Linked DNA regions of Homo sapiens: region 2 is linked to region 1. A link is a loop called in an ENCODE intact Hi-C map of the cell type or tissue named here. Cell type or tissue: HCT116. All regions are shown on one strand. Links, peaks and the distances in the headings refer to the core of each region. The heading gives the core; the rest is flanking DNA.

Region 1 (16,404 bases), core at 851-8,850:
CTACGCTCTTGACTCTGTGCTGCAAGATTCCAATATCCAGGGATTTTAAAACCTCTGTAGCCAAGACCATCGCAAAGCATCCAGGCCTAAAAAAATAACTACAATCATAACGATTTACAGCATGTAGAGAGATCTATATGCCAAGTGCTTTAGCCACATGATCTCGTTACACACTCAATGAAGTGGACTTTATTATCCCCATTTTCCAGATGAGGAAACTGAAGATCAGAGAAGGAAATGATTTGCCCAAGGTCACATGGCAAATCTGGCCAGAGCAGAACTTGAACTCGGGTCTGCCTGATTTCAGAGTCCTAATCTCTGTCCTCATGGTGTGTCCATTCTAGAGGGGGCAGAAAGACAGTTAAATACACTAATAAATGGACAAGATATTTAGAGAATCATAATGGCTTTATGCAAGAAACAGGCAGGGCATGGTGGCTCACGCCTGTAATCCTAGCATTTTGGGAGGCCGAGGCAAGCAGATCACTTGAGGTCAGGAGTTTGAGACCAGCCTGGCCAATGTGATGAAACCCCATCTCTATTAAAAATATAAAAACTAGCCGGGTGTGGTGGTGCACGCCTGTAATCCCAGCTACTTGGGAGGCTGAGGCAGGAGAATCCCATGAACCTGGGAGGCGGAGGTTGCAGTGAGCTGAGATCGTGCCACTGCACTCCAGCCTGGGCAACAGAGCAAGACTCTGTCTAAAAAAGAAAACAAAATTTAAAAAACCCAAACTATTGAGGACCCCAAGAGCTTGTTTTAGTGGGTCATATCTATTGCTATTTACTATATTAGAACTTAGTACTGAGAAAATTTAAAATGTTTTTATTTTTATTTATTTATTTTGAGACAGGGTCTCATTACTCTGTCACCCAGGCTGGAGTGCAGTGGCACAATCATGGCTCACTGCAGCCTCGACTTCGCAGGCTCCAGCAATCCTCCCATCTCAGCCTCCCAAGTAGCTGGGACCATAGGTGTGCACCCCCACGCCCAGCTAATTTTTGTATTTTAGGAGTCTCACCATGTTGCCCAGGCTGCTCTCCAACTCCTGAGCTCAAGCGATCCACCTGCTTCCGTCTTCCAAAGTGCTGGGATTACAGGTGTGAACCACTGCACCCGGCTGAGAAATTTGAAAACATTATTTAAAAATAACAATACACTGGGAGTGGTGCGTGCCTGTTAGACCTGTGAGGCTGAGGTGGGAGGACCGCTTGAGCCTGCGAATTGGAGGCTTCAGTGTGCCATAAACGAGTTCATGAATAGCCACTGCGTTCTAGCCTGGGCAACATAGTGAGATCTCACGTCTTAAAAAAATTTTTTTAAATCTAAATATCTAACGTGTTAATATAACTTTTTTATTAAAAATAACTTTTCATAACACAAAATGTACTAAGAGTGGCATTGTTTCGTACCTTTGCAAATCTCTTTAAAGTCTGGTTTAAGAGATGGCAGCTGGGCTTCTCTTAAATCAGAGTCGGCTTCTGCTCTCAGTCTCTCCTGCCGCCTCTGGAAAACTCCACTGAACACTCGGGAAAGAATGAGAGTGAAAAAGCAAATGGCGTCTTAACACATTTTTATGAAGATAGTTTTGTCCTCTATCAGATTACATGTTGAGAATGGCTGCCCTAAGCAAAAGTGCTGCGTAGGGTTCCATTTTACACCGGCAGAAACTGGAGAAACTTTCTGAGGTCACACAGTGGCTGGGTGGCTTGGGCCTGGATTCTACCCTGGGTCGGCGGGCCCTCCGCGCCCAAGAGGAGTCCCTGTCCTCCTCAAGTCACTCTCTTTCCCCTGGGCAGGTGGAACCGCATCGTGGAGCTAGTGGAACAGCGCAAAGAGGAAATGAGCGCGGTGCTGCTGGTGGAGAACCACGTGCTGGAGGTGGCCGAGGTGCGCGCCCAGGTGCGTGAGAAGCGGAGAGCTGTGGAGAGCGCGCCCCGGGCCGGCGGCGCCCTGCAGTGGCGTCTTAGCGGCCTAGAGGCCGCTCTGCAGGCGCTGGAGCCGCGCCAGGCGGCCCTTCTGGAGGAGGCAGCCCTGCTGGCTGAGCGCTTCCCGGCGCAGGCGGCGCGGCTGCACCAGGGCGCGGAGGAGCTGGGCGCCGAGTGGGGCGCGCTAGCTAGCGCGGCTCAGGCCTGCGGCGAGGCGGTGGCGGCAGCAGGGCGCCTGCAGCGCTTCCTACATGACCTCGACGCTTTCCTGGACTGGCTCGTGCGCGCCCAGGAGGCGGCGGGCGGCAGCGAGGGGCCCCTGCCCAACAGCCTAGAAGAGGCGGACGCGCTGCTGGCGCGCCACGCTGCGCTCAAGGAGGAGGTGGACCAGCGCGAGGAAGACTATGCTCGCATCGTGGCGGCCAGCGAGGCGCTGCTGGCCGCCGACGGCGCAGAGCTGGGCCCGGGCCTGGCACTAGACGAGTGGCTGCCACACCTCGAACTTGGCTGGCATAAACTGCTCGGCTTGTGGGAGGCGCGCAGGGAGGCGCTGGTCCAGGCGCACATCTACCAGCTCTTCCTGCGGGATCTACGCCAGGCGCTCGTGGTGCTGCGTAACCAGGTGCCCACTCGGGGTGTACATTTCGGAGAGGGAGAGTCCGAGGCCGCGGGGGGATTGCAGGGACAGGGACATGCGGGGGTGGGGAGGAGGGTGTTTCCTGGGACCACTGGGTTCTGAGGTGGGTGGGAGGTGAGAGAGTATCCGGAATGGATAACTGAGTTTGTGGAACATCCAGTGTGTGTGGAAGTGTGTATGTAACAGAATTTGAGGAGTATCATCAGTGGGGTAGGTTGGTGTCTTATCGGAGGTGACAGTTTGTGGGCTATCCCGAGTAAGTAATGCACGAGGATATTTATTGGAGTGGCTTCCTGGGTTCGTGGATTATCTGAAAGGAAATAAGACTATGAGGTTGATTGGCGATGGTTAAATGGGGTTCAAAGAAGATCTTGGTATGGATAACAAAGGATTAGGATTATGGAGGTAGGTAACAGGCTGAGGGGTTATTGGAGTCAGTCAGTGATTGTGGATTACATGGTGTGGATGGCTAAATTAGCACAATATCTTCATTTCTGGGAATGACAACTATGGATTCTCTGGAGAGAGTAACTGTGTCTGTGGCATGAGGAACCAAGTGCAGTGGTTATCTGGGGACAGCCAATCCAGTTGGGAGATCACTCTGGGATGGGAACCAAGTTTGAGAATTTTGGCAAGATGGAACAGCCAGTTTTCAGATTGTCCAGTGTTTGGGGATCATGTTAGAAAGGGTGCCTGCCTGTACTGGTTATATAAGGGATGCTGACCCAGTTTGAGGATTATCTACAGCAGTGGTCCCCAATCTTTTTTTTTTTTCTTTAGATAGAGTCTTGCTCTGTAGCTAGGCTGGAGGGCAGTGGCGTGATCTCAGCTCACTGAAACCTCAGCCTCCCGGGTTCAAACGATTCTCCTGCCTCAGCCTCCCAAGTAGCTGGGACTACAGGCGCGAGCCACCATGACCAGCTAATTTTTGTATTTTTAGTAGAGATGGGGTTTCACCATGTTGGCCAGGATGGTTTTGATCTCTTGACCTCATGATCCGCCTGCCTCGGCCTCCCAAAGTGTTGGGATTACAGACATGAGCCACTGCACCAGGCCCAGTCCCTAATCTTTTTGGCACCAAGGACTGGTTTTCTGGAAGACAATTTTTTCCACAAACCGGTGGGAAAAGGAGGAATGTTTTCAGGATGATTCAAGCGAATTACATTTATTGTGTGCTTTATTTCTATTGTTATTACATTATAACATATAATGAAATAATTATAAAACTCACTATAATGTAGAATCAGTGGGAGTCCTGAGCTTGTTTTCCTGCAACTAGACGTTCCCATCTAGTGACATCTAGGGGTGATGGGAGGCAGCGACAGATCATCGGGCATTAGATTCTCATAAGGAGTGTGCAACCTGGATCCCCCACATGCGCAGTTCACAATAGGGTTTGTGTTCCTATGAGAATGTAAAGCTGCTGCTGATCTGACAGGAGGCAGAGCTCAGGCAGTAATGCTCACTCGCCCCCCCTCCACCTCCTGCTATGCGGCCCAGTTTTTAACAGGCGATGGACTAGTACCCCTCTGTGGCCCAGGGCTTGGGAAATCCTGATCTAGGGAGTGGAGGAGAAAGGACAGAGAGCCCCTGAATCATAAGATTACTAAATATGGAGCTGAAGTGGCCTTGAGAGACCCTTTCTGACCCACCCATTTAAAAAATAGAGACAGGATCTTGCTATGCTGCCCAGGCTGGTCTCCAGCTCCTGGGCTCAAACAGTCCCCCTGCTTTGGCCTCCCAAAGTGCTGGGATTGCAGGTGTGAGCCACCATGCCCGGCCCTGACCCACTCATTTTACTAGTTAGAAAACTAACCCCAGAGGGAAAAGAACTTCCTTGAGTTCACACAGTACCCAGTTTAGTTGTCTTCTTTTTTTGAGACAGGACCTCACTCTGTCACCCGGGCCAGAGTACAGTGGCACGATCATGACTCACTGCAGCCTTGATCTATGGGGCTCAAGCAATCCTCCCACGTCAGCCCTCCAAGTAGCTGGGACTACAGGCACGTGCCACCATGCCTGGTTAATTTTTTGTATTTTTAGTAGAGATGGGATTTCACCATGTTGCCCAGGCTGGTCTTGAACTCCTGGGGTCAAGTGATCCTCCCGCCTCTGCCTCCCAAAGTGCTGGGATTATAGGCATGAGCCACCGTGCCCAGCCTTCAGTCTTCATAGTAACCAATTTTTTTTTTTTTTTTTTTTGAGATGGGGTCTTGCTCTGTCACCCAGGCTGGAGTGCAGTGGCGTGATCTTGGCTCACTGCACCTCCTCCGCCTTCTGGGTTCAAGCGATTCTCCTGCCTCAGCCTCCTGAGTAGCTGGGATAACAGGTGTGTGCCACTACACCCGGCTAATATTTGTATTTGTAGTAGAGATGAGGTTCACCATGTTGGCCAGGCTGGTCTCGAACTCCTGACCTCAGGTGATCCACCCACCTCGGCCTCCCAAAGTGCTGGGATTACAGGCATGAGCCACCATGTCCGGCCTAATATTAACCAAATATTTACTGAGTGCCTCCTCTGTGCTGGGCGCTATTTTGGGGCTGAGCACACCTCAGGCAACAAAATACAAAATCCTGCCCTCATGTGGTTGACATTCTAGTATGTAGGGGAGGAGAGAGTAAACAAGTCAATGCATCGCTAATATTGCCAGGTACATGCTATGAGAAATAATACAGGAGGGTTGGCTGGGTGTGGTGGCTCACGCCTGTAATCCCAGCACTTCGGGAGTCCAAGGCAGGTGGATTACCTGCGGTCAGGAGTTTGAGACCAGCCTGGCCAACATGGTGAAACCCCGTCTCTACCAAAAATACAAAAAAATTAGCCGGGCATGGTGGTATGCACCTGTAATCCCAGATACTTGGGAGGCTGAGGCGGGAGAATCACTTGAACCCAGGAGGTGGAGGTTGCAGTGAGCCGGGATTGCACCACTGCATCCAGCCTGGGCAACAGAGTGAGACTCCATCTGCTCCCTCCCTGCCAAAAAGAAATAATACAGGAGGGTAGTGGGATAGGGCTGGGGTGGGAGTTGATAAATTTGGCAGGTTGGTCAGAGACCTGAAGAAAGTGAAGGAGCCAGCCATGGGGGTATCTGGAGGGACAGACTCCCAGGCAGAAGCACCAGCATGGGCAACAGCCCCGAGGTGGGACCACAACTGGAATGTTCTATGCTTGCAAGGTTGCGGGGAGTGGTGGCAAGCCAGGCTGGCAGCCTCTCCCAGGTCCTGGAATGGAATGAGGCTGACCTTTGCACCACGCTCCCTCCTCCCCAGGAGATGGCGCTGTCTGGTGCGGAGCTCCCGGGCACAGTGGAATCGGTGGAGGAGGCCTTGAAACAGCACCGTGACTTTCTCACCACCATGGAGCTGAGCCAGCAAAAGATGCAGGTGGCCGTGCAGGCTGCAGAGGGCCTGCTGAGGCAGGGCAACATCTACGGGGAGCAGGCTCAGGAGGCTGTGACCCGGCTGCTGGAGAAGTAGGTCCCCTAGACCCATCCACCCCAGGGAGGGGGCAGAAGATGGGGCCCAGCATAGGGGAGTGGTGTGGGAGGCCAGGGTCCCACTCCTTTCATCACGATTTCTGCTTCTCTGGGGCTCTTTCCTATTTCTATTTAATTCCATGTTGTCTTAGATTTGATTTAAGTGGATTTTTTTTTTTGAGACGGGGTCTCACTGTGTTGCCCAGGCTGGAGTGCAGTAGCACGATCTCGGCTCACTGCAACCCTCACCTCCCAGGTTCAAGTGATTCTCCTGCCTCAGCCTCCCGAGTAGCTGGGGCTACAGGCATGAGCCACCACGCTGGCTAATTTTTGTATTTTTAGTAGAGACACGGTTTCACCATGTTGGCCAGACTGGTCTTGAACTCTTGACCACCCACCTTGGCCTCCCAAAGTGCTGTGATTAGCGGCATGAGCCACTGCACCTGGCCTTAAGTGGATATATTGTGAAAAGGTAACCTGAGGCTGTCAACCCAAAAGATACAGAAGGATATACAATGAAAGGTTTCTTTCTTAAGTCTGCCCTGAGCATGGGATAGCTGGTCCTGTTGTTAAAATGTTAGGCTGGGTGCAGTGACTCATGCCTGTAATCCCAGCACTTCGGTAGGCTGAGACGGGAGGATTGCTTGTGCTGAAGAGTTCCAGACCAGCCTGGGCAACATAGTGAGACCCCTTCTCTAAAATTAAAAAAAAAAAAAAAGCTGGGCGTGGTGATGCGTGCCTGTAGTCCCAGCTACTCTTGAGGCTGAGATGGGAGGACTGTTTGAGTCCGGGAGATTGAGGCAGCAATGAACTGTGATCATATCACTGCAGTCCAGCCTGGATGACACAGCAACATTCTGTCCCCCCTCCAAAAAAAAAATGTGTTAACTTACTTCCCTAGATGCCTCATTATCCATCCTGCTCTTCTGCACCCTCCTTGGGAACCCCCAGACCTCCCCAGATCCAGCAGCTAGAGGCCAGGCACAGGTGTGTTCCAGCTTTCCAGATGGGACAGTGTCCCCTGCCAGGCTGGTTGTCAAATATTTTGCATAAGCACCTCTTCCTGGCCCCAGCCACTCTAGGAAGCATGCAAAGTGAGTGTCTGCATGTCTCTGTGTCTCTCTCATCTCTTGAACCTCATTGTTCTCTGCTTCTGTCGCCATCTGTCTCTTGCCACCACTCTCTTGTCTGTCCTTGCACTAATCAAGCGAAGATATTTATTGAGCATCTACTGTGTGCCAGGCACTATTGTAGGTAGGCACTGAACAAAACAACACCACCACCTCCAGCCATCATGGGAAGTCCTTTCTCATCTTCCAGACCCAGTTCTGTCTGTCATTAGAGCTGTTTCTGCTCCTCCTGGTGACCCTAAATTTCTCCTCTCAGGCTCTCTGGCTCTCTCCGGCATGATCCAGGCCAGAAGGGGACCCAGTACCCCTCCTTCTGTCTTCCCATCTCCTGACAGAAAGCATCCCTGGTCACTTCACTGTGCCACCCCCAGCCCCAGGACCGCTACCCCTTTTCTGTTTACGGCTCAGACATCCTTTCCCTAGATTTATCTGGGGCAAGGCAGCATGCTTCTAAAGGAAACTTTTATGGGAATTCTGTTCTTGAGGATGCAAACTCATCATTTAGTGCCCCCTTTTCCATCCAGGCCTGGATCCTTCCTTTGTTCCACTTTTTTTTTTTTTTTTTTTGAGACAGGGATCTTACTCTGTTGCCCAGGCTGGAGTGCAGTGGTGCAATCATAGCTCACTGCAGCCTGGAACTCCTGGGCTCAACCAACTCTCCTGCCTCAGCCTCCTGAGTAGCTGGACTATAGGTGTGAGCCACTGAGCATGGCCTGTTCCACATTTCTTGAGCACCTGCTGCATGCCAGGCTCAGCAAAACGAGGAGGAGGAGCCCGGGGGACTGTTCATTCCATGATTCATTCATTCATTACTTTTCAGTCATTCATTAATTGCTCCTTTCACTCTATTGTTTATTCACTCATCCTCCAGTCAATTAAACATGTACTGAGCCCGTGCTCTGTACGGAGTGGGGGTGTGTTCACAGAAATGACCAGGACAGAACATGATTCCTGCCTCACAGAGCTCGAACGTTATCTGACAAGGATGGCCCAGAATGCTCGGGGCTGGGATGGAGGAAGTCCAGGCAGAAAGGTCAGGGCCCGGATGGGAGACGTGCAGCCGCTGTGGGAGAGGCAGCATTTGTCCCAGGCTTGTGGTGGGTGAGGTGTGGTCACAGAGGGATTGAGACGGACTAATCTCTGCACCTTCCCACCATCCCAGTCATTTATTTGTCTAGGGACACATTTCCCACCCTGTGGGAGGAGTGGGAGGAGTGGGAGGAGTTTCCACATCCGCCAAGGGGGCAGAGCCATACAGAGCTGGGGACTGGGGCCCTGGGGCCCTGGGGGTCTTAGACCTGGCTTCACCCCTGAATCCGTGACATTCAGGGCAAGTCACTTAGAGCTTCAGCTTGCCTGGCCCCTCACCTGGAACCTGTGTGTGAGGTGCTGTTCTTTTTTTTTTTTTTTTTTTTTTTGAGATGGAGTCTCACTCTGTCACCCAGGCAGGAGTGTAGTGGCGCGATCTCGCCTCACTGCAACCTCTGCCTCCAGGGTTCAAGCTATTCTCCTGCTTCAGCCTCCTGAGTACTGGGATCACAGGAAAGAGCCACCATGTCCAACTAATTTTTGTATTTTTGGTAGAGACAGGGTTTTGCCATGTTGGCCAGGCTGGTCTCAAACTCCTGACTTCAAGTGATCCACCTGCCTCGGCTCCCCAAAGTGCTGGGATTACAGGCGTGAGCCACCGCGCCGGCCGCTAGGTGCTGTTCTTATCTGCGTTTTGCATGTGAGGCTCAGAGGGGAAAACTGACTTGCCCAGAGTCATGGCCAGGAAGTGCCACAGCCTAGATTTGAACCCTGTTGCTTTCTTTTCTTTTCTTTTTTTTAAAGACAGGGTCTTGCTTTGTTGCCCAGGCTGGAGTGCAGTGGTGCGATCACTGCTCACTGCAGCCTCAATCTCCTGGGCTCAAACAATCCTCCTGCCTCAGCCTTCTGAGTAGCTGGGACTAAAAGCATGTGCCACCTTGCTCGGCTAATTTTTCATTCTTTTTTTGTAGAGATGAAGTCTCACTATATTGCCCAGGGTGGTTTCAAACTCCTGGGCTCAAGCAATCCTCCTACTTTGGCCTCCCCAAAGTGCTCGGATTACAGGCGTGAGCCATCGTGCCCGGCCTACTCTGTTGTTCTTTCACCCTCATGGAGACTCAGGGTCTTCCTCATCTCTAGGACTGATGCTTGACAGTTTGGCTGCTGAAGGCCTGGAAAGATTGATTTCAGCTCAATTTCAGAGGCATTTTATCTTTCCTGGCTCCTAAGCTAAGTTGGGCAGGAGGCAGTCAGTGCTTCGCTTGCTTGTCTCAGGCCCTTCCTGTTCCTTCTCTCTGGTTCTGTCTCTGCAACTGTCTCCTATACACTCTGTCTCTTTGCTTCCATCTATCCATCTATTTCTGTATCTCTGTTTCCTGCTCCCTCTCTGTTTTTCTCTCCGTTTTTCTCTCCCTCCATCTGCACCTCTCTAACCCTGTCTTTTCTGCCTCTGTCTTTCACAGATACTGTACTTTTGTTTCTCCCATCTTTTTTCTCTCTGCCACTGTGTTTCTTGCATTCATTCATTTAACAAATATAAGTCGAGCGTGTACTGTATGCCAAGCCCTTTTTCTAAGCATTGGGGACACATCTATGAACAAAACAGACAAAAATCCCTGCCCTCATGGAAATGATATATCCTAGCATGGGAGACAGCCAAGATAAATAAGTAACATATAGCACGTGTTAGATTGCGTTAAGTGCTAAGGAGAAAATTAAAGAAGGGAAGAAAGCCAGAAAGTGTTGGGGAGTGGTCAGGAGGGACCTCACGAAGAAGGTGATCTTTGAGTAGATGTTGGGGGAAGGAGCATTCCCAGCAGAGGGAACGGCTAGTGCCAAGGGCCTGAGGCTTGCTCAAGGCACAGCGAGAAGGGCAGTACAGTTACCACAGAGTGAGGGGGAAGAGTGCAAGGAGAATAAGAGTTTGGAAAGGTGGGGGTGTGGGGCCTGGTAGGTCAGAAAGGCCTCTGAGATTGGCCGAGTGCAGGAGCTCACTCCCATCCCAGCACTTTGGGAGGCCAAGGCGGGTGGATCACTTGAGGTCAGGAGTTCGAGACCAGCCTGGCCAACATGGCGAAAACTCGTCTCTACTAAAAATACAAAAATTAGCCAGGCCTGGTGGTGGGCGCCTGTAATCCCAGCTAGTTGGGAGGCTGAGGCCGGAGAATCGCTTGAACCTGGGGGGTGGAGGTTGTAGTGAGCCGAGATCACGCCACTGCACTCCAGCCTGGGCGATGGAGCGAGACTCCATCTCAAAAAAAAAAAAAAAAAAAAAGGACTCTAAGGACTCTCATGGAGACCCTGGGAGGATCTCTAAGGACTCTCATGGAGACCCTGGGAGGATAGTCTCATTCTCTCTCTCTCCCTGGGGGAGACAGATAGCAACAGGACAGGGATGCATGGGAGCCCATGTGGGATGCCCCAGCCCCATCCACCAGGCCTCTTGGGCACTTTGCCTTGCACTGTGGGCAGGAGGCCAGACTGCCCGGGGCCCATGGTCCCAGCCGGCTCCAGAGTGGTACGGCCTGGGTCCAGCCTGGTCAGTTCAGTCAGGCCAAGGGCCTCGCTCTGCCTGCAGGAGTGCCCACTTCAGCTTCTCTGCGACTCTGCTGTCATCTCTCCCCACACTCTGCTCTCTTCCCTCTCTCCAACTCTGCGGCCCCCTGGTCTGTCTGTCGTCTGTGGGGCTGTCTTTTCCTGGTGGCATTTGCCACTCCTCTGCCTGTCTCTCTCTGGGCTGTCCCTGACCGGACTCCTCCTGTCACTTTCCCTCTCTCTGCCTCCTCTCTTTCGTCGTCTGCTGCTCCCTGAGTTTCTTTCTGGCTCTGCCTTGCTCCATCTCTTTTCTCGTCTTTTTTTATTCTCTCTCTCGCTCTCTTTCTGGTGTCTCCTCTCACTTTCTCGTTTGTTTTGTTTTGTTTTTGTCCCTAGGTATGTCTGTCTTTACTTCTCTGTTATCTTTCTCTCTGGACTTGCCTTTTTTTCTCTCCGTCTATATCTCTTTCTTTCTAAGTGCCTGTCTCTGCCTCTCCCTTTCTCTTCCTCTGTCTGTCTCTCTCTCTGCCCTTCTTCAGCCCCGTCCCTGCGTCCCTGGCTTTGCCCCACTAATTCCTCCCTCTCTCTTACATATTTTCCACGCCCTTCTTCCCCTACCCAGCCCAGTGCCCTCACAGTCCTACTGCCAGCGCCGCACCCCCCAACCCGGGGCCTTTCCCCAGCCCTTATCTCCCCATCCCCAGGAACCAAGAAAACCAGTTACGGGCCCAGCAATGGATGCAAAAGCTACATGACCAACTTGAGCTGCAGCACTTCCTCCGAGACTGCCACGAGGTAGGAACTCCAGGTGTGCTGGGGACGGAGACATCCCCTTTAGTCGGGAGGGAAGTGCTTCTCGGCCGAGGTGGGGGTGGGGACGCCCCGTCTAAGTGGGTCGCGGAGCGATGCTCGCTCTAAGCCGCCAGGGGGCGCGCGGAGCCGGGTCTCAGTGCGCATGCTCCGCAAGTCCCTGCCCGCCCACGCCGACTCCGGGAAACGAAGGAGGGGCCCCGGGCGCCCCTGGCAACCGCGCGTGTCCGCGCCTACGGGTCCCGCGGGGACGCGCGCTGATCTCACCTTTCTCTCCTGAGATTTGTGAGAATCGCTCTACCCCAGGAGAGGGGCGGGGCGGGCGGTGGGGATAAGGGCCGAGGGCCGTGGGGGGGCCAGCGGCCCTGCGCCCTCCTGCAGCCAGCGATGGCTCTGAACCAAGCCCTCGCCCCTTTAAAGGTGTTCAGTAATCAAGCCCCTTCCCTTAGGGATGATCTGCACACATTAGGGACGATCTCCCCTAATCCGAGATGGTCCAGGCCCCCTTCCTTATTAGTGACGGTTCAGGAGACCTGCTGTCTTCCCCTCCTTCCCTTGCATTCCATAGAAACGATTCTAGACTTTGGCCACATTAGAGATGGCCTAGTAAACATTTTCCTAAACCCTAAACAGAGCTAGGCCTGGCCCTGAGCCCCTCCATCTGTGTGACCCAGGATCATCCCCTCCTCCATCATCACCCCGTACCTAAGTTTCTTCCAACCAAAGCTGGTTCAGGAACCAGGTCTAACCCCTAAACCCCTCAGCCTCAATTAAAGACGATTCGACCCTCCCCCCTATGTTGAACACCCATGGGAGATTGTTCTCTCCGCACACGGAATAAACAAGGGCCTCCATACCGTGCCCCCCTCCCCCATAACTGGGGTAGGCCGGGACTTGAGCCACTGGAGGAACCCCCTGTTCCCCCTCGCCCCCACTGGAGATTGTGAGATGTTCCAGGTCGCCCTCCCATATCCCCTGTCCACATGTGGTGGCCAGGAGCCCGAGCTTCTTCCCATTAGAGATGGTTCAGGAGGCCCCCACCCAGCCCCTCACCATAATCCCCACTCCCTTAGTGAGGCAGTCCAAGCCCCAGGCGCTCCCTCCCGGCATTAGATTTGGTCCAGGAGCACCCCCCATCCCTCATGAGATTGTTCTGGATCAGGCAGCAATCATCTGAGATGGCGCAGAAGCCCCCCACCCGAAGCCTTGGGGCGAGTGGTGGTTCCTCCTGCACCCCCACCTGGGGCCCCGCAAAGAGGCGGGCAGGGAGGCAGGCAGGGGGCGCACGCGGGCGGGCGCGCGGCCGCCGCGCGGGGGCGAGGGAGGGGGCGCGCGGCCGCCGGAGCCTCAGCCTTCGCCGCCGCTGCCGCTGCCGTCGCAGTTGAGGGGCGAGCACCCGCCCGCCCGCTGCAGGGACGCCCCGCCAACGCCACTGCCGCTTCAGGTCTCGGGGGCGCCCAGGGGAGGGGGTTGGCGCGCACCCCGCGGACGCAGACAGGGGAGGGGGCTCGGGCGCGTGCCCGCCCGTCGTGGCCGCGGGAGGGAGGGGCGGGGCGGCGCGGGGGCGGGCCGGGCAGGCGCCCGGACCCCCACCCTGGGGGAGGGGCAAGGACGCCGGGAGCTGTCCGCGGTGCTGGCGCGGGCGGGACTGAGGGGCCGGCCCCCAAGGGAGGGGAGCGAAGCGGGGGGACTTCTAAGACCACTTCTAGGGTAATCTGGATTTGCCCTAAGGGTTCAGGGCGTCTCAGCCTTTCGAGGGGGGGCTCTTCTCCGGGTAATGGGGCATCTAAGATTTGCCCTGGGGTTGGGGGTTTCTCAACCTTTTGGGGGGTTTCTTTCTTGTTTTGGGAGGATCTGTATCAGCCTTGGATGATGGAGGTGAATCACTTTTGGGGGGCTCTGCCTTGGAAGATGAGGGGCCTTGGATTTTCTCTGGGTCTAGGGGGCTCTGACTTTGTGGGGCTTTTCCTGGGTTGTTGGATAGTCTGGTTTTGCCCTCCATCATGAAGGAATCACTTTTGAGGGGGCTTTACTTTGAGGATGGGGTACCATCTCTTTAAGGGCTCTGCTTTCACTGCGGGCTGTGGTTGCCGTTGGACTCTTCCCTGCACGTCGGGAACCTGTGAATTGAGTTGGGGGGTTCAGCACTGGACTTGGTTCTAGTGTGTGTATGAAGGAGTGTGATGCTGTCCTGGACCCCTGGGGAGCACATGCTCAGGGGACATGGGCTGGGGTTTGGCCGGCTGGGGATCTGGGATTTGTCCTTGGCTATGACTGCATTTGCCTCCCGGGACCGCGGAGCTGGAGTCCAGTGTTTGTTTTTTTTTTTTTTTTTTTTTTTTTTTTTTTTTTTGCAGGAGGGAGGAGGGAGGATCTTGTGACTGGAGTGGGGAGGAGAAAGGGGAGGAGCAAACTGTTTCAGGTGCCAGGTTTGGTCATGAGTGGGGAAGTTCTGGCTTGGAGGATAAGTCTGGTTTTTTACTGGAGGGGGTTGGGGGAGGCTCAAAAAGCAGCCTGTGATTGATCCTCTCTAGTGCCGTGAGAGGGGCCCACTCTTGGTGCTTGCGTTTTGGATGACTGGTTTTGTTGGTGGGTAGGAGGACTAGAACTGGCTTTAGTTGTAGGGGTGGGGGTGCTGGCCGGGCTTGGGAGGTCCGATCTGATCCACGATGGAGAGTCTGTGGCTAGATTTTGGGGTAGACTGGTTTGGAGAGCCAGAACACAGCTTTGTTTTTCACATTTGGCTGGGGTTGGCTTTGGTTGAGGGCTAGAACTGGTCATGGTTTGGGGATCTATGGTCTTAGAGTCCCAGGGCTAGAACTGGGGAGCCCTGTGGGCTCATTAGGGGTGCTAGATCTCGATTATGGAGGATGGGTCTACTCCAGATTAGAGGGTTAGTTTAGAGAGAGCTAGAGTTGGCTTTAATTGGGAGGTTGTTTGGGGGGTTTATCTGGCCATACTGGAGGAACTGGGGCTAGATATGGGGGCTTCATTTGATACCCTTGGGAATGGGTTGAGGCTCTTGAATTGGTCCTTATTGGGGGGTGGCTAAGATTGAATGAAGTGTCTAAGTGTTGCTATGGGAGGGGTGGTCCTGGGGATGAATTGGGAGTTAGCTAAATTGGGTTGGAGAGCTTGTTTTGGGGGGGGTGATCTGTCCCCAAGTCTAAGAGGCTGACTGGCCCTGCCTTGGGGGCTTGTGGGGAGTTGAGGAGGGCTTCCCTCAGGACAGGGGACAGGGGAGCAAAGGATTGGGCATTCTGGGGACCCTTCCATCCATCCTCTATCCAGGAAAGAGCTTGAGCTGCACCCACCCCCAATATAAAGGCCTCACTTGCAAAGGTTTTTTCATCCTTTCCTATTCCTTCCACCCATACACCCTAGCAGCCCAGGCCCTGAACCTGGGACTTCCTGAAGGGATGGGGGGCTGTGGCAGGTTGAGGGGACCAGCTGAGCCCTCCTGCCCTGTTCTGCACAGCTGGATGGCTGGATCCATGAGAAGATGCTGATGGCGCGGGATGGCACGCGGGAGGACAACCACAAGCTGCATAAGAGATGGCTCCGGCACCAGGCATTCATGGCCGAGCTGGCTCAGAATAAGGAGTGGCTGGAGAAGATCGAGCGGGTGAGGAAGCTGATGGCCCCTCTGCCTGTGCCAGGTGCAGGAGGCCTCCAGGGAGCCCACGTCTCACCTGCTGCACCCGCTGCTGCCATCCTGCTGGTCTTACACCTCTGGACTGACTCAAATCAGCTCCAGATCTGCTCCTAGCTATGTGGCTTTGAGTGATTCATGTAACATCTTTGAGCCTCAATTTGCTCATCTGTAAAGTGGCCAGCATCTCTTCTGAATGGTGCCTGTATCCTACTGTTTGTTAAATATTTCACTTCTTAATATAACCTCCTCTACCAGGTTCCTTCCATACCATTTGGGGCATTTAAGATGGAAGGTTGGGGAGATGGGCTGGGACAGACCCTGGGAAGCCCAGGGTTAAAGTAAACTTTGGATTCTTAGAGCCCTGGGTTCTAACTGTGTCTATGCCTGTTACCAGCTGTGGGGCCTTAGGTAATTGTGTTAACCTCTTGGAGCCTCAGTTTGCTGTTCTATAAAATTAAGGAAATAATAAATATAGCTACTTCCTGGGCTCTGTGCACATAAAGTACTTAACACAAGGCCACGCACCTAAGAGCTGTAATTACTGTGGTCTTGTTACTTTTAATACTTAATGTTACCTAAGTAGCTCTGGGCCACTAAGAACCTTGACTTCAGTCTTGGAGGGACTGAGGTAGATATTTGCTCTAAGCCTCAACCCTCAGAACTTCCCCCTCCTCTGGCTGAACCCCTAGACCTGTAGCCCTGGATATACACACTTTTCTGACTCACACAGAGACACCCATGTTGGCCTTAAACCCTTAAATGGTCATTGATGTTTCATAAATGGTGGCATATGGCGAAGGCAGTCTTCTTGACTTTGAGTTTAATGGAAGTTCATTCTCTCCCTGCCTCTCTGGCTCCCTCTATCTTTCTTTCCTGTCTGTCTATCCCTCTATCCTTGTCTTTCTTACGGTCCTCTCCCCATGTTTCTGATTTTCTGTGCCTGTCTCTCTGTTGATCACTCTGTGACTGTTTGTCTCTCCCTGACTCCTTCCCATGTCTCTGTGTCCATCTGTCTCTCCCTGTATCTTTCTGTCTCCCTCCCCTCACTTCTGTCTGTCTGTCTCTCTCTTCTTGTCTCTCTTCCTTGGTTCCTTCCATTTCTGGGCCTATCTCTGCATCCACCCCTCATGTCTCTCTCTCCCTATGTGTCTCCCACTCCCTGCCTCTGATTCTCTTTTCACATCCTTCCCTGTGTCCTGTCAC
Region 2 (16,404 bases), core at 3,842-11,841, 380 kb before region 1:
AGGGGAAATGAAGAATAATTTATTTATTTTTTTCTAATTTTTATTTATTTAAAAAAAATTTTTTGAGACGGGGTCTCACTCTGTCACCCAGGCTGAAGTGCAGTGGCGCAATCTTGGCTCACTGCAATCTCCGCCTCCCAGGTTCAAGCGATTCTCTCACCCCAGCCTCCCGAGTATCTGGGACTACAGGCACCTGCCACCACATCCAGCTAATCTTGGTATTTTTAGTAGAGATGAGGTTTCGCCATGTTGGCCAGGCTGGTCTCGAACTCCTGACCTCAAGTGATCTGACTGCCTCAGTCTCCCAAAGTGCTAGGATTACAGGCATGAGCCACCATGCCCAGCAAGAATAATTTAATAAAGAGAGTATTTACAGAAATGTATGGACAGGGTTAAGGGAAACCAACAAGGGATAGCAAACTATTTGAAGCTAGCAGCACCGATAGCCATTGCCCCTCCTCCTAGACCAGAAGGAGTTGAGGAGAAAATGGTTACCAAAGCCCAGGATACAGCAAGACCCAAGACAGCCTGGCAGAGAGGGGCTGGAGGAATGAATGCTCTGACATCATTGCAACTACCCTTTCATCCTCTGCTGAAGCCTCCCATTCACTGACCTCATCCAAAGCCAAGAGGTGAGTCCACTGATGTAATCTACACAGGCCAGCCTCCTGGGCACATAGTAGAGTGGAGAAAGGTAAAGGGTGGACCTAGGAGGGAAAATGAAAAACAGGTGGCAGAGATCAATCTATTTGCTCCTCACTTGCTCTTTAGAATGGGGGATTCCAGCCAACCCAGGTTTTTAACCAAAGAGCTAAAGACACAGAGGGAAAGGATGGAGAACGCTCTTTGTTGGCACAACTGCAGTAATTGCACTTGATCTTTGTCCAGATGAAAAAAAAATCTACTGTCAATTCAGCCATATTTCCATCAGAGGTCTTCATAAAAGGCCGCAGAAATGTGTTAAAGAAATAATTAGTAGCGGGATGTGGTGGCACGCACCTGTAATCCCCACCTACATAAAAGGCAGGAGGATCACTTGAGCCCAAGTTCAAGAACAGCCTGAGCAAAATAGCAAGACCTGGTCTCAAAATAAAGAAATAAATAAAAAATTTATTTTTAAAAATAAGCAATTAGCAAATATAAAAAAGTGGCTGCTATAGTCACCACTTCTATAACTAGTCCTGACGCCAGGGTGCTGAATACATAATTAATTGATTGATTAGAAATGCAAGAGACTATTCTGTCATTAATTATAATTGCATGCATGCAGTTGCCCTGGATATTTCCTGTGAAAGACTTTATCATCTTAATTATAGATCTTCCAAAAGAGACAGCCTTAAATAAAATGTATAGATATGTCTCTCTTTTGCGCAGGGGGTGGAGGGGTACTTAGCACATGGACACCTTTTTGTGTTTAGAGAATTCACTATTTTATTTTATTTTATTTTTGAGACAGAGTCTCACTGTCACCCAGGCTAGAGTGCAGGGGCGTGATCTCAGCTCACTGAAACCTCCACCTCCCACCTTTAAGCGATTCTGCTGCCTCAGCCTCCTGAGTAGCTGGGACTATAGGCGCACACCACCACACCTGGCTAATTTTGTATTTTTAGTGGAGACGAGGTTTCGCCATGTTGGCCAGGCTGGTCTGGAACTCCCGACCTCAGGTGATCCACTCGCCTCGACCTCCCAAAGTGCTGGGATTATAGGCTTGAGCCACTGCACCTGGCTCATCAGACCATTTCATTGTCATGTTTTGAACATTGTTCTGGGGGGCTTAGACTCTCAATGGTTTGTTAAGGAGCTCTTTTAAAAAAAATAAACTCTTTGTATTTTTAATCAGCCTGATTCAGCTTCTGTTGTGTGTCTGTTACAAAGAAGTAAGTGAATTTACAACATCTTGTCCAATTAAATGGGATTTAAAGCAGGAACTTAGAAGCTACCTAAAAAGGAGTTATTACCTTAGAATTAACAGGCTGTTGGATGTCAGGGCCCATGTTAGGAAAGATTATGAAGATTAAGAAAAGAAGACCCAGAGCTCTGCTCAGATTAACTAAATTCCCAAGCTGTAAAGTAATTACCCCAAGACCCATGGTCAAAAGAAATGGATTATGATCCCTGATATAGGAAAAAAAAAAAACAAACCTACAAAACCCAGAATAAGGAAGAGATAAGCGACCAAAAATATACCATCCAGATCATTAAATCATTTGGAATTAAGAAAATGTTTACTGCAGTACTGGTTCTCACTCCTACAAAAAAAGAAAGGAAGGATAGAAAAAACCATATTGGTTTTTGGTTTTTTTGTTTGTTTTGTTTTATCAGAGAACTTTGAAGTATTTAGCATTTTAACCTGGTCTTTAATGGTCCAATATTTCTCTACCATGACTGGCAAGATTTGTGTGGCTGGGAATTTAATCAGAAAAGTAAAGAGAAGTGATTTCCCCACAAACTCTCAGATACACGTGGCAGATGTGGTTGGTTCTGGATCTTGAATATAGCACCATTATAATGTAGAGAAGGCAAAGCACCATAGGACTGTAACTTGCAAAAATTTTCATGCAAAGATTGCTCCCCCAGGGCCAAAAGTTGGAACTTTAAAATTATTTATGGACCCAATCCCCTTTCTGAAGGTGAGTTGATGTACCCCTGTGCAGTAGTATTTGTCTATTACATTTTTCATCAGAGAGTACTTTAGACACCAAGCTTTCTTTTCTGAGTGGCTGCGTAAATTTATAGTCTTAGCACTCTATAACAAGGGGTAAGCATAGCAATGAAATATCACTGAGGAATTTATTGATCCTTTATTGAGATATGGCGACATGATTGCAGGACAGAAAAGAATGGATTCTTGTCAAAGCCAGGATTTGAATTCAGCCAGTTCACATTTTTAACCATACTATACTGTATCTTGGAGGGTCTGAAGGATGCACAAGACAAGGTGAATTTTTTGCCAAGAAGTCCACACTCAACCTCTGGGGTAGGCTGAATAACGGTCCCCAAAGATGTTCACATCCTAACCCCCAGAACCTGGGAATATACTGCAGTTTCCCTTACATGGCAATAGGGATGTTGCACATATGAAGCTAAGGATTTTTTTTTTTTTTTTTGAGACAAAGTCTTGCTTTGTCACCCAGGCTGAAGTGCAGTGGTACCATCCTGGTTCACTGCAGCCTCGACCTCCCAGGCTCAGCAATTTACCCACCTTGGCCTCCCAAAGTGCTGGGACTACAGGCATGAGCCACTGGACTGGCCGAAATTAAGGATCTTGAGATGGAGAGATTATCCCGAATTATCTAGTGTGCCCAATCTAATCACCGGGTCCTTATAAGAGAGAGAAGATGTAAGGACAAGGCAGAGGTCAAAGAGGAGAGAAGAAGCCACGCTGCCGGCTGTGAAGGTTTTACTCGTAGTGACTGTGAAGCCACTGCCAGTAATAAGCAGAGAAGAAACAGGATCTGATTTGCATTTCGACAGGAGAATGACTTCGCAGGGAAGGGATAGAAGCAGAGAGTCCAGTTAGAAAACTATTGCAATATCCCAGGGAAGAGGTGATCTGTGTCCTGGCCCAGGTGTTAGCATGTGGAATACTTCACAGATAAAGCCAATGGGATTTGCCGACATATCAGACATGACATACGGAAGAAAGAGAGGAGTCTGTCAAAGATGACTCCAAAGATTTCAGCCTAAGCAAAGGGAAAGATGCAGGTGCTGTTAACTGAGACGGGGAAGCCTGCGGGATAAGCAGGTTTGGGACGGAAGATCAGGATCTCAGCTTTGGATACAAGTAATTTGAGAGCCCATTAAACATTCAAGTGCAGAATTCAGAGGAGAGGTTTGCAGTGCCAATATAAGTTTGAGACTAACGGTGGATACAGAGATACCCTGTCCAGATCCCTCTTCCAAGCAGGATTTGCTGCTTCAGCCACTGGGAGTGCTGTCAGCAGACAACTTTCTGCTGTCAAGTCCTTCAGGACCAGCCTCAATTGCAGAGAGCTGCCTTGACCAAATGCACACCTCTCCGGGGAAAGCCCCAGTAAGGAATATAAGGCCCAGCAATCTGAGCCAAACAGATAACAAGTCTAATAAGCTATTCTCTTCATAAATTTGTACGGCTAAAACAGAATACCTGAGACTGGGTAATTTACAAAGAACAGACATTTATTTTCTCATGGTTCTGGAGGCTGAGAAGTCCAAGATCAAGGCGCTAGCAGACTCAGTGTCTAATGAGGGTCTTATCTGTGCTTCCAAGATGGTGCCTTGAACACTGTGTCCTCCAGAGGGGAGTAACACTGGTAGAAGGCGGAGGGCAAAAAAGGATAAACTCCCTTCATCAAGCCCTTTTATAATACCATTAATCCATTCACGAAGGTGGAGCCTTCATGACCTAAACACACCCCAAAAGTCTCACCTCCCAACACTGTTGGATTGGAGATTAAGGTTCCAACACACGAATTGTGGGGGACACATTGAGACCACAGCAGCTATCTATGCTGCAGAGCTCTTGCAGGGTTGACCATGGCCAAGGTTGTGCCACGTCTAATTCAAATTCTCCATCTGCTCAACCCTGGCTCCCCTCTCCCTTCCACAGGCGTCAACCCCTAATAAGTCTCTTGCACCCCAAACTGCATCTTAGTGTCTGCTTCCAGAGAACTCAAACAACAACAGCCCTCAACAGCATATAGACGGTTATGCAAAGCCTAGAAGTTGCATTTACCTTATTAACAGGTTCTTAAAGTATTTCATGCCAACTTCCCAAAAAAATAGACTCTTCTCTGTCCAGTGAGCCTAACATCCTGACCTGGAGAGGCAAGAGCAGGATTTTTTAAAAGCACTTCATAGAGGCCACAGTAGGAAAGGCCAAAGATGCCCAAACTCATCAGTATTCAGAATATTCTAATTAACACACAATGAGGCCAGGTACGGTGGCTCACACCAGTAATCCCAACACTTAGGGAGGCCGAGGTGGGAGGATCGCTTGAGCCCAGGAGTTCAAGACCCACCTGGGCAACATAGCAAGACTCTGTTCTCCACAAAGAGAAGGGGAAAACCCACAACGGCATACCATTTCATACCCAGCAGACTGTCGAAATGTAAGTCTCTCAATATCAGGTTTTAATCCATAGAATAAAATAAATATCCACACTTCTCGGCCGGGTGCAGTGACTCACACCTGTAATCCCAGCACTTTGGGAGGCCAAAGCGGGTGGATCACTTGAGATCAGGAGTTTGAGACCTGCCTGGCCAACATGGTGAAACCCTGTCTGTACTAAAAAAAAAAAAAAAAAAAAAAAATTAGCCAGGTGTGGTGGCACACACCTGTAATCCCAGCTACTCAGGAGGCTGAGGCATGAGAATCACTTGAACCCAGGAGGCAGAGGTTGCAGTGAGCAGAGATCACAACACTACACTCCAGCCTGGGTGACAGAGTAAGACTCCACCTGAAAAATAATAAATAAATAAATAAATCACACTTCTGCATGGATCGAAATAAAAAAATAAATACATGAGGAGAAGGGATGGTTCTATCTTTCAGTAGATTTACAATTTATAAATGTAAAAGGAGAAAGGAATATGAAAAATTACCATTAGTCAAATGTCACAGCAATAACTGTTGCAGACAAGATCCACCAATGGATGCTAAAATTTGTGGGCAAAAGTTTGAGAAGGAAAAAGACTTGTATAGTCTCAAAAAATCTCCTTCAAGATAGTTTTTAATTACCAAGGGGAAAATAGTAACTTTACAGTGGAGATGTGCAGCATACAGCAATTTAAGTGATCAAGGTCAGCATCACCAGCAATAAGATACACTGACATCAGGTGCCTCCTGATATCATGCACTGAGAAGGACACAACATCATTTCTGTGGCGTTCTTGGCAAAAACTCATAACTTTAGTCCAGTCATGAGAAAATGTCAGACAAGCCCAAATTGAGGAATATCCTATAAACTAACTGATCAGTACCATTCAAAAGTGTCAAAGTCAGTTGGGCATGGTGGCTCACACCTATAATCCCAAAGCTTTGAGAGGTTGAGGCAGGAGGATTGCTTGAGGCCAATAATTCAAGATCAGCATGTGCAACACAGTGAGACCCCATCCTGACAAAAAAAATTAGCCGGGCACCATGGCATGTGGCTGTAGTCCTAGCTACTCAAGAGGCTGAGGCAGGAGGATCCTCTGAGTCCAGGAGTTGAAGGTTGCAGTGAGCTATGATCGCACCACTGCACTCCAGCCTGGGCGACAGAAAGAGACCCTACCTCTTAAAAAAGCAAAGTGTCAAAGTCATGAAACACAAGCAAATACAGAGGAAATGTTCCTGTCTAGAAGAGACACAACAACTGAACACAATATGGGAGTCTGGAACAGAAAAAAGGAAAAAAAAAGGACATCAATAGAAAAAGTGTTAACATTCAAATAAGATTGGTAGTTTAGTTGATACTGTGATACCAATGTTAATTTCCTAGTTTTGATCATTGTGCTATGCTAATAACAATAGGGGGAGCAGGATGAGAGATATGTGGGACCTCTCTGTACTATCTGCACTTTTCTGCAAGTCTAAAATTATCTAGCATTACAGCTTCCACCTCACTCTCTGCGTTAACTTGCTCACCATCTGGCCCTCCCCACAGTCCCCATCATGTGGCCTAGCTTCCCCTAGAGCAAGTGGACCCAGAGGAGTGTGAGTGAGCCCCCTTGGAAGGGCATTCTCCAGTTCCTTTAAACCCTTCTGATGACTGAACCCCAGGCCAGTGCCTTCGAACCAGAACCATGTGGATAAGCTGCTCTCAAATACTTGACCCACAAAAAGTGTGTGAGACAATAAATGTTTACTGCTTTTACCTCCCAGATTTTCTTTTTGAAATTCAGAAAGTTGTTGTTGCACATAATGACGACTAGATGGCACCAGAATTCCAAGGATAGAAGCAGGCTGCCAGCATCATGAACTCAATTGCCTCTGAGTTTGTTTACAAATTTATTGCAATCCCAATACAGATATCATCAAGGGTTTTGTGTGTGTGTTTGTGTGTGTGTGTGTGTGTGTGTTTTCTTTTTTTGCCCCAGAGCTAGAAAGAAGCAGTAGCAGCCGTGGCTGCCACCAACTTAGGCAGTAGCTCTACCAAATACTTAAAACGATATAAGTGGCCAGGCGTGGTAGCTCATGCCTATAATCCCAGCACTTTGGGAGGCTGAGGCGGGTGGATCACCTGAGGTCAGGAGTTTGAGACCATCCTGGACAACATGATGAAACCCCATCTCTACTAAAAATACAAAAATTAACTGGGCATGGTGGTGGGCACCTGTAATCCCTGCTACTCGAGAGGCTGAGGCAGGAGAATCCCTTGAACCCGGGAGGCAGAGGTTGCAGTGAGCTGAGTTTGCACCATTGCACTCCAGCCTGGGTGACAAGAACAAAACTCCGTATCAGAAAAATTAAAAATAATAAAAATAATACAATAAAAATAAAACAATATGTGCCCTTGCCATGGTTGGGGCTAAAAAAAAAAAAGTAAATAAAAACAATATTTTAAAATGTGTTACTGATGCATAAATAAGCAGACAGATCAAAAGAAGGTTAGAAAATCCAAAGACAGAAGCAATTGCTGATGGAGATTTATATGATGATATAGTAATTTCTAATTCAGGAAGGGACTTTAGAAAAGGTTTTAATTTAGTAGTGTAGAAACAACTAGATGACCACGTGAAAACAAAGAAGCTTGAATGCATTTCCCACCCCATATACCAGATTAAATCCTAAACATATCAAAGATCTAAATGAAAAAACACAGCCTCACAGATAATAAAACACTGGTGAGTTCCCTCATTACCGGGGAGGGTGTAAATTTTCCAAACTATTACTCAAGATCCAGAAGCCATAAAAGAGAATTTTGTTAAATGACCAAACAAAAAAAAAACAAAAACCTTTTGCGTGGCCACAAAATAAGCCATACACAACCAAAAACTACAGATGACAAAATAAGAAAAATATTTACCACTTATATCACAGAAGAGAAAGAGTTAAAATCCCTAAAATATAAAGTGTCTAAAAATTAAGGGAAAAAAAACAAGAAACCTATTGAAAGCGGGCAAGATACATAAACAGAGAGTTCACGTTAAAAAATGCAAATGCCACCTAAATTTATAAAAATAGCCAGACACAGTGGCTCATCCCTGTAATCCCAGTACTTTCGAAGGGAAGGTGAGGGGATTGATTGATCCCAGGAGTTTAAGACCAGCCTGAGCAAGATGACAAGACCTTGTCTCTAAATAAAATAAAATAAATTAGCTGAGTGTGGTGGCACACACCTGTGATCCCAGCTACTCGGGATGCTGAGGTGGGAGGATGGGAGGACTGCTGGAGCCCAGGAGTTCAAGGCTGCAGTGAGCTATGATTGCACCACTGCACTCCAGCCTGTGTGACCGAGTAAGACCCTGTCTCAAAAAATAAAAAATAAAATATCACACCTGTAATCCCAGAATTTTGAGAGGCTGAGGCAAGCAGATCACCTGAGGTCAGGAGTTCAAGACCAGCCTGGCCAACATGGCATGGTGCATGCCATGTTGCAGCCAGGCAACATGGTGCAGCCAGGCATGGTGGCATGCACCTGTAATCCCAGCTACTCAGGAGGCTGAGGCAGGAGAATCGCTTGAGCCTGGGAGACGAAGGTGGCAATGAGCCAGCCGAGATTGTGCCACTCCACTCCAGCCTGACTGGCAAAGCAAGAGCCTGTCTCAAAAAATAAAAAATAAACTAAAGCTCAGCCTCACTCATAATAAAAGAAACACAATTAAAACTGCCCTGAGATCCTATTTCTCACCTAACAGATTAGCAAAAATCCAAATGTTGGACAGCCCTCTTGTTGGCAACGCTGTGGGGAAACAGGGACTCTTCCATTTTACTGATGGAATATAAAAAGATAAAACCTCCATGGAGGAGAATTTGGCAATATCTAGTGAATTTGCCCTTTGACTCAGCAATCCTACTTCTAGGAATTAGGTCCAAAGACACAGACAGAAATAGGAAACTTCATATGAACGTGCCTCTTCACTGGAGCCCTACGCATGATAGCAAAAAACTGGAAACTATTGCAATAGCCATGAAGAGGGTGCTGCTTAATTCAACTATGCTATATCCACAAATACAGAGCACTGTACAGCTGTGAAAATAAGATATATTAAGATTACATATATATGTGATGTGTGTGTATGTACAAGTGTGTACACACGTGTTTTTTTGTTTTGTTTTTTTGACTATTTGTTTGTTTTGTTTTGTTTTGAGACAGTCTTGCTCTGCCGCCCAGGCTGGAGTGCAATGGCACGATCTCAGCTCACTGTAACTTGCACCTCCCAGGATACAAGCCATTCTCCTGCCTCAACCTCCCTAGTAGCTGGGACTACAGGCACGTACCATGACGCCCTGCTAATTTTTGTATTTTTAGTAAAGATGGGGTTTTGTCATTTTTACCAGGCTGGTCTTGAACTCCTGACCTCAAGTGATCCGCCCACCTCAGCCTCCCAAAGGTCCTGGGATTACAGGCGTGAGCCACCACACCCGGCCCATGTGTACACACATATATAGTCACCTCCAAGATGTAGTTAAGTGAAAAAACCAAGGTGCAAATTGGTATGAACAGGATGTACCTTTTGCTCAATAGAGAGGAAAATGAATACATATGTTCATTGGTTTATATTTTCCAAGTAAATGGAATGTCAAAACAATTTTTGCGATTGGGACTCAATCACCCACAAAACAATGGTTTTGGTTTTTTGTTTTCTTGAGACAGGGTCTTGTTCTGTCACCCAGGATGGAGTGCAGTGGTATGATCACAGCTCACTGCAGCCTCCACTTCCTGGGCTCAAGCGATCCTCCCACCTCAACCTCCAGAGTAGCTGGGACTGCAGACGTGTGTGACCACGCCCAGCTAATTTTTTACTTTTTATAGAGATGGGGTCTCATTATGTTGCCCAGGCTAAAACAATGTCTTAAAGTAATTTAAGATATATTAATTTGACATAAATCCCTAATGGGGTATATCCTCCTGGAAAAAAAAGCACCATAAGAAAATCTTAAACTATATTTAGTCATCATATTACTAGTGATAGTATTGATATTTTAAAATTTTATATATGCACATATATATTCAGATATGCATATATATTCACATACTTCAAAACGTATGCTGATGTCACTACAATTCAAAATTCTCTTTTTTTCTTTGAGAATTCAACATTCTCTGAATAAGAAAAAAGAGGCATAATAATAACATTTTAGAAGTTGTAAAGGGCAAAACTAAACTATGGACACACATTTGGATAACTAATTACTATAAAGAAACACAGAGATGATTGCTATAAAAGTCAGGCTGGCCAGGCACGGTGGCTCACGCCTGTAATCCCAGCACTTTGGGAGGTCCAGGCGGGCGGATCACCTGAGGTCAGGAATTCAAGATCAGCCTGGTCAACATGGCGAAACCCCATCTCTACTAAAAATACAAAAAAATTACCTGAGTGTGGTGGTGCACATCTGTAATCTCGCTACTGGTGAGGCTGAGGCATGAGAATCACTTGAACCTGGGAAGTGGAGGTAGCAGTGAGCCGAGCTCATGCCACCTCACTCCAGCCTGGATGACAGAGTGAGACTCTATCTTAAAAAAAAAAAAAAAAAAAAGTCAGGCTGAGGGTTAATTTTGGTAGAGAGAAGGGAGGGGCTGGGCCTGGGCGCCTGGGCTAGGGCACGTGGAGAGGCTTATGAACAGCTGGCAAATTCTATTTCTTGACTTACATGTGGTTACAAGTGGCTTGCCTTAAAATAACACAATTTGTGTGTTTCGCTGAATTTCAGGAACTCCTATTTTAAGAACTTCCTGGGGTTTTTTTTTTTTTTTTAACAAAGAAATGTAGTACTTTGTTTTTTAAAAGGAAGATTTTTATTATATGAATCAATACCTAATAAATTAGAAGCAAAGCCTCTTGCAGAGAAAAAGATCCACCAATAAGGAGATCTGCGTTTCTTCAGGGGAAAAAAAAAATCATCTCCATCACAGAATTGAAAACAAAGGAATAATCGTACAGATTTGGGAAGCTGGGGACTTTGCCTTTGTTTTCCTTATTTTAAATTAGGAATGCTGGCTGATGAAATCAGAGCACCCTGTGAAAAGAACTGTACCAGACATCTTGATCAGCACCATTTTGGGCCTCTGCAATGTCAAATAAATTTGAATATATTTTTGCTTTTACAACGTTATGCTAGCTGTGAAACCACTTGAAATGCAGCATTTCCTGACAATGACAAAGCTCCTCCACGGGAAACTCTCTTTCTTTCTAATGTGTTAAGAAATAGACTTACATCAAAAAGAAAAGCATTCTCTATGAAACACAAACGCTTTGGAAGTGTCTAAAGGTGCCACAAAGGTTGCAATTCTCTCTCCACTTGCAAGAATTTTTTTTTTTTTTTCCCGAGATGGAGTCTTGCTCTGTCACCCAGGCTAGAGTGCAGTGGCTTGATCTCGGCTCACTACAACCTCCACCTCCCAGGTTCAAGCAATTATCCAGCCTCATCCTCCCAAGTAGATGGGATTACAGGCACATGCCACCATGCCCGGCTAATTTTTATTTTTAGTAGAGACGGGGTTTCACCATGTTTGCCAGGCTGGTCTCAAACTCCTGACCTAGTTGATCCACCCACCTCAGCCTCCCAAAGTGCTGGGATTACAGGCGTGAGCCACCAAGCCTGGCCTTTTTTTTTTTTTTTTTTTTTTTTTTTAAAGACAGGGTCTCACTCTGTTGGCCAGGCTGAAGTGCAGTGGTGTGATCTCGGCTCACTGCAACCTTGAACTCCTGGGCTCAAGTGATCCTCCTGCCTTGGCCTCCCAAGGTGCTGGGATTACAGGTACCAGGTGAGCCTTCACACCCGGCTCACTTACAAGATTATAGTGAGATCAAACGTGGAGAACTTCTGATCCAGATTCAAATGGTCTAGATTTATATTCTGGCTCCCTCACTTACTAGCTGCGTGACCTTAATCAAATCACTTAACCTCTCTGATTCTGTGACCACACACATAAAACTGAGATATGACAATGCCTACCTCCTAGAGGTTGTCATGAGAATAAACTGTTTTAACAGAAGTAAGACACTTAGGACAGGGCAAAGCTATCTTGAGCCTTACTAGGCCAAGGGACCAGAGAAGCTCAGATCCAAGCACTCCATACTGAGTGGCCATGCTGCAAAACTCCCACAAACCCCAAATCAACACAGATTGGCTGGGCAAGGTGGCTCGCACCTATAATCCCAGCACTTTGGGAGGCTGAGGTGGGTGGATCACTTGAGCCCAGGGATTTGAGACGAAAGAAAGAATGAGAGAGAGAGAGAGAAAGAGAGGAAGGAAGGAAGGAAGGAAGGAAGGAAGGAAGGAAGGAAGGAAGGAAGGAAGTTAGGAAGTTTATTCTCTTACTGTTCTGGAGGTCAGAAGCCAACAATCAGCTTCCCTGGGCAAGCAAACAAGAAAGAGAAAAGAAAGGAAATAACACAGATTTATTCTCTTACAGTTCTGGAGGTCAGAAGCCAGCAATCAGCTTCCCTGGGCTAAAGTCAAGTGGTTGGCAGGGCTGATTCTTTCTGGAGGCACTGAGGGAAGACCTTATGTCCTTGTCTTTTTAGCCACCCGTATCCCCTGGCTCGTGGCCCCCTCCTCCTTCTCCAAAAGTGGCCCTCGGCTGGGTGAGGTGGCTCATGCCTGTAATTCCAGCACTTAGGAAGACCAAGGCGGGTGGATCACCTGAGGTCAGGAGTTCAAGACCAGCCTAGCCAACATGACAAAACCCCATCTCCACTAAAAATATAAAAATTAGCCAGACGTAATGGTGAGCACCTGCAATCCCAGCTACTCAGGAGGTTGAGGCAGGAGAATTGCTTGAACCCAGGAGGCGGAGGTTGCAAAGAGCTGAGATCACACCACTGCACTTCGTCTCAAAAAACAAACAAACAAACAAACCCGCATCCCTCTAATGTTTGCTTCCATTGTCACATCGACATCCCTCTGACCAACTTCTCCTGTGTCCCTCTTGTAAGGATCTTTGTGATTCTATTCAGGACCCACCCAGGTAACCCAGGATCATTTCCCCAACTGAACAAACTTAATCACATCTGAGAGTCCATTTTGCCATATAAGGGAACGTTCACAGGTTCTAGGGATTAGGATGTATAAACCTTCTTAATTATTATTAATACTTAGCCAAGCCTTGTGGGGCAAGAGAAACTTTTTCTTTTCTTTTGTTTTTTGGTTTTGTTTTGTTGTTGTTGTTGTTGTTGTTTGTTGTTGTTGTTGTTTGAGATGAAGTCTCCCCCTGTCACCCAGGCTGGAGCTCAGTGGCACAATCTCAGCTCACTGCAACCTCCACCTCTGGGTTCAAGGGATTCTCATGCCTCAGACTCCCAAGTAGCTGGAATTATAGGAACCTGCCACCACACCCAGCTAATTTTTGTTTTTTAGTAGAGATGGGGTTTTACCATGTTGACTAGGCTGGTCTCAAACTCCTGACCTCAAGTCTGCCTCGGTCTCCCAAAATGCTGGGATTACAGGCATGAGCCACTGTGCCCAGCCATGTTTTTTTTGAGACTGAGTCTCACTCTGCTGCCCAGGGTGGAGTGCAGTGGTGCAATTTCAGCTCACTGCAAACTCCTCCTCCCGGATTCAAGCAATTCTCGTGCCTCAGCCTCCCAAGTAGCTGGGACTACAGGCACCCACCACCATGCCTGACTAATTTTTGTATTTTTAGTACAGATGGGGTTTTACCATGTTGGCCAGGCTGGTCTCGAAATCCTGACCTCAGGTGATCCGCCTGCCTCGGCCTCCCAAAGTGCTGGGCTTACAGGTGTGAGTCACCGTGCCCAAACTTTTTTGTTGTGTTTTGTTTTTGAGACAGGGTTTCCCTCTGTTGCCCAGGCTGGAGTGCAGTGGTGCGGTCACAGTTCACAGCAGCCTCAAACTCCCAAGCTCAAGTGATCCTCCCACTTCAGCCTCCCAAGTAGCTGAGACCATAGATGCGTGCCACCACACATGACTTATTTATTTATTTAGTAGAGACAGGATCTCACTATGTTGCCCAGGCTGCTCTTGAACTCCTGGACTCAAGTGATTCTCCCACCTCGACCTCCCAACTGCTGGCATTACAGGCATGAGACACTGCACCCAGCCAGGACATGGAAACTTTGGAGGCCACATTATTCAGCCTACCACAGTCTCAAAGTGTGGTCTGATTCCATTCTGTTGGCTGTTTTATTTCTTCAGGTCTCAGACCTTACGTGGACCTATGGGTGCTACTTAGGACGTAGGTCCAGCCAGAAGTCAGAGAAGGCTACTGGAACTGCCAGTTCAGGACCCTTGAGCTCCCCTGTTACATGCCTTTGTGCAAATTAGGAAAAGGCTGTCCTCCCTTCCTCTGGGTAGACACAGCTCCACACCAGGATGTGTGGCTGGTGAAAGGGCACAGGTTGCATTTCAGCCTCCACATGCCTCCTGGGTCAAACAAATTTGTGCAGTGCACAACCTATACAACCCCAGTTTAAGGCACAGGGCCCCCACCTCACCCTGATTTAAAAAAAAAAATTAGGGAAGCATGCCCAGTCTTATTCTTGTCTTTCTCGGTATAATTTAGATCTGCACAAACTTTCTATCATGACTCACACTTCCTGAAACCCTGGAGCCTCCCAGATGTGAAATCACTGAGAGCTGGCTCTTCAGAAACAGTGACTCCTTTAACAGGCGGGCTTGGAGGACGTCTCTTGTGGGTCTAGGTCTTATAAAACTGACTCCTGCAGGGCTGCCTGGGACTGGTGGGAAACCCTTGGTGACTAGGGTCAGGGCTTCGCAGAGCCCCAGCGCAGGGTGAGATTGGAAGAATTACACTTCCGCCCAGGCGCAGAGCCCTGGCACAGGGTAGGATTGGAAGAATTACACCTCCGCCCTTCGGCCAACGACCAACACCTTCGGAGTCTGCAGAGGTTTGGAGGAGTCCGAGGAGACTTCAAGGCAGAGCTGGCAAGGTCTGGGAGGGAGCGTGGGCTTGCTGCGTTCTCCCCGCGCCCCGATTCCTACCCTCCCGAAGGAGTAGCTGCTCTCTTGTGGGAAACCCATCCTTCAGCCCTTCCACGCATAGGGAGTGGGGTGGGAGGGAGAGCACAGCGCCCTGCTCTTTGTGAAGGCTGCCCCCACAGGGACGCTGGCAGGATCCACCCCATAAACAGTACAGTCTGGGATCAACGACACAGCTCTGTGGATCCTGGGATATCCCCCGTCATCTTTCATTCTCATTTTTCTTGGACATACTAAATTCGTCTCAATCGGAATGAAATTAACAATGATTTTTATTTTCCACTTGGGTGTTTTTTGTTTTTGTTTGGTGCGTAGTTTCCAAATGTTCAACAACTACCATGAATTACTTTTATAATCATAAGTCAATAATATTGTTATAAGGATGTTTCAGGGCTCTGAAATCCCAGCCGGTAACCCCAGCACTTTGGGAAGCCGAGGCAGAAGTCTGAGGGGCTTGAGACCAGGAGTTTGAGACCAGCCTGGGCAACATAGTGAGATCCCCTTCTCTACAAAAAAAAAAAAAATTGAAAATTAAAAAAATAGCCAGGTGTAGTGGCACGCTCCTGTAGTCCTAGGTACTCAGGAGGTGGTGGAGGTACAGGGTGCAGTGGCTCACACCTGTAATTCCAGCACTTTGGGAGGCCAAGGCAGGTTAATCATTTGAGGTCAGGAGTTCAAGACCAGCCTGGCCAACATGGTGAAACCCTGTCTCTACTAAAAATACAAAAAATTAGCCGGGCATGGTGGCAGGTGCCTGTAATCCCATCTAGTCAGGGGGCTAAAGCAGAATTGCTTGAACCTGGGAGGTGGAGGTTGCAGTGAGCCGAGATCACGTCACCACACTCTAGCCTGGACAACAGAGCAAGACTCTGTCTCAAAAAAAACAAAACTTGGCCGGGCGTGGTAGCACGCAGCTGTATCCCAGCTACTCGGGAAGCTGAGGCAGGAGAATCGCTTGAACCCAGGAGGTGGAGGTTGTAGTGAGCCGAGATCATGCCACTGCAGTCCAGCCTGGGCAACAGAGTAAAACAGTCTCAAACTAAAAGAGAAAAAAGAAAATTTTCAGAAAATAAAAACAATCCCTAATAGTAATCACATCCCGATAATACTGTGTGCCAAGATCTGACCCAGAACTGTCTGTGCACTTTTGTTGTTGTTGTTGTTGTTTGTTTTTATTTTTTCATACAGGGTCTCACTCTGTCATCCAGGCTACAGTGCAGTGGCGCAATTATGGCTCACTGCAGCCTCGACCTCCTGGGCTTAAGTGATCCTCCCACCTCAGCCTCCCAAATAGCTGGGACTACAGGGGCGCATCA

Evidence for each region. A loop is a pair of places that touch in the nucleus more often than their neighbours do. Peaks named below come from ENCODE experiments on the same cell type or tissue, not always from the same donor. Only the 100,000 strongest peaks of a DNase experiment are listed, where the experiment ranks them.
Region 2: a loop joins it to region 1, with 4 times the contacts of the local background. A loop is called at or near these places in 9 of 110 quality-filtered maps.

The regions. Positions count from the first base shown.
Region 1 is chr19:40,517,601-40,534,004 of GRCh38, forward strand. SPTBN4 (spectrin beta, non-erythrocytic 4) reads left to right here. Exons shown (of 36, transcript NM_020971.3): 16 at 1,801-2,551; 17 at 5,837-6,039; 18 at 11,441-11,531; 19 at 15,025-15,171. Among named protein-coding and RNA genes, the nearest start is that of SHKBP1, 51 kb to the right of the region's middle. RefSeq lists silencers at 5,724-6,019, 11,578-11,897. In HCT116, for the core only: CTCF peaks have their summits at 3,889 (motif pointing left) and 5,842 (motif pointing right); a DNase peak (open chromatin) is centred at 5,861; H3K4me3 peaks cover 1,051 bases; H3K27ac peaks cover 690 bases.
Region 2 is chr19:40,133,094-40,149,497 of GRCh38, forward strand. No RefSeq gene overlaps it. Among named protein-coding and RNA genes, the nearest start is that of MAP3K10, 50 kb to the right of the region's middle. RefSeq lists enhancers at 11,410-11,559, 12,180-12,229, 14,609-14,903. In HCT116, for the core only: a CTCF peak has its summit at 6,893 (motif pointing right); a DNase peak (open chromatin) is centred at 6,928; H3K27me3 peaks cover 643 bases.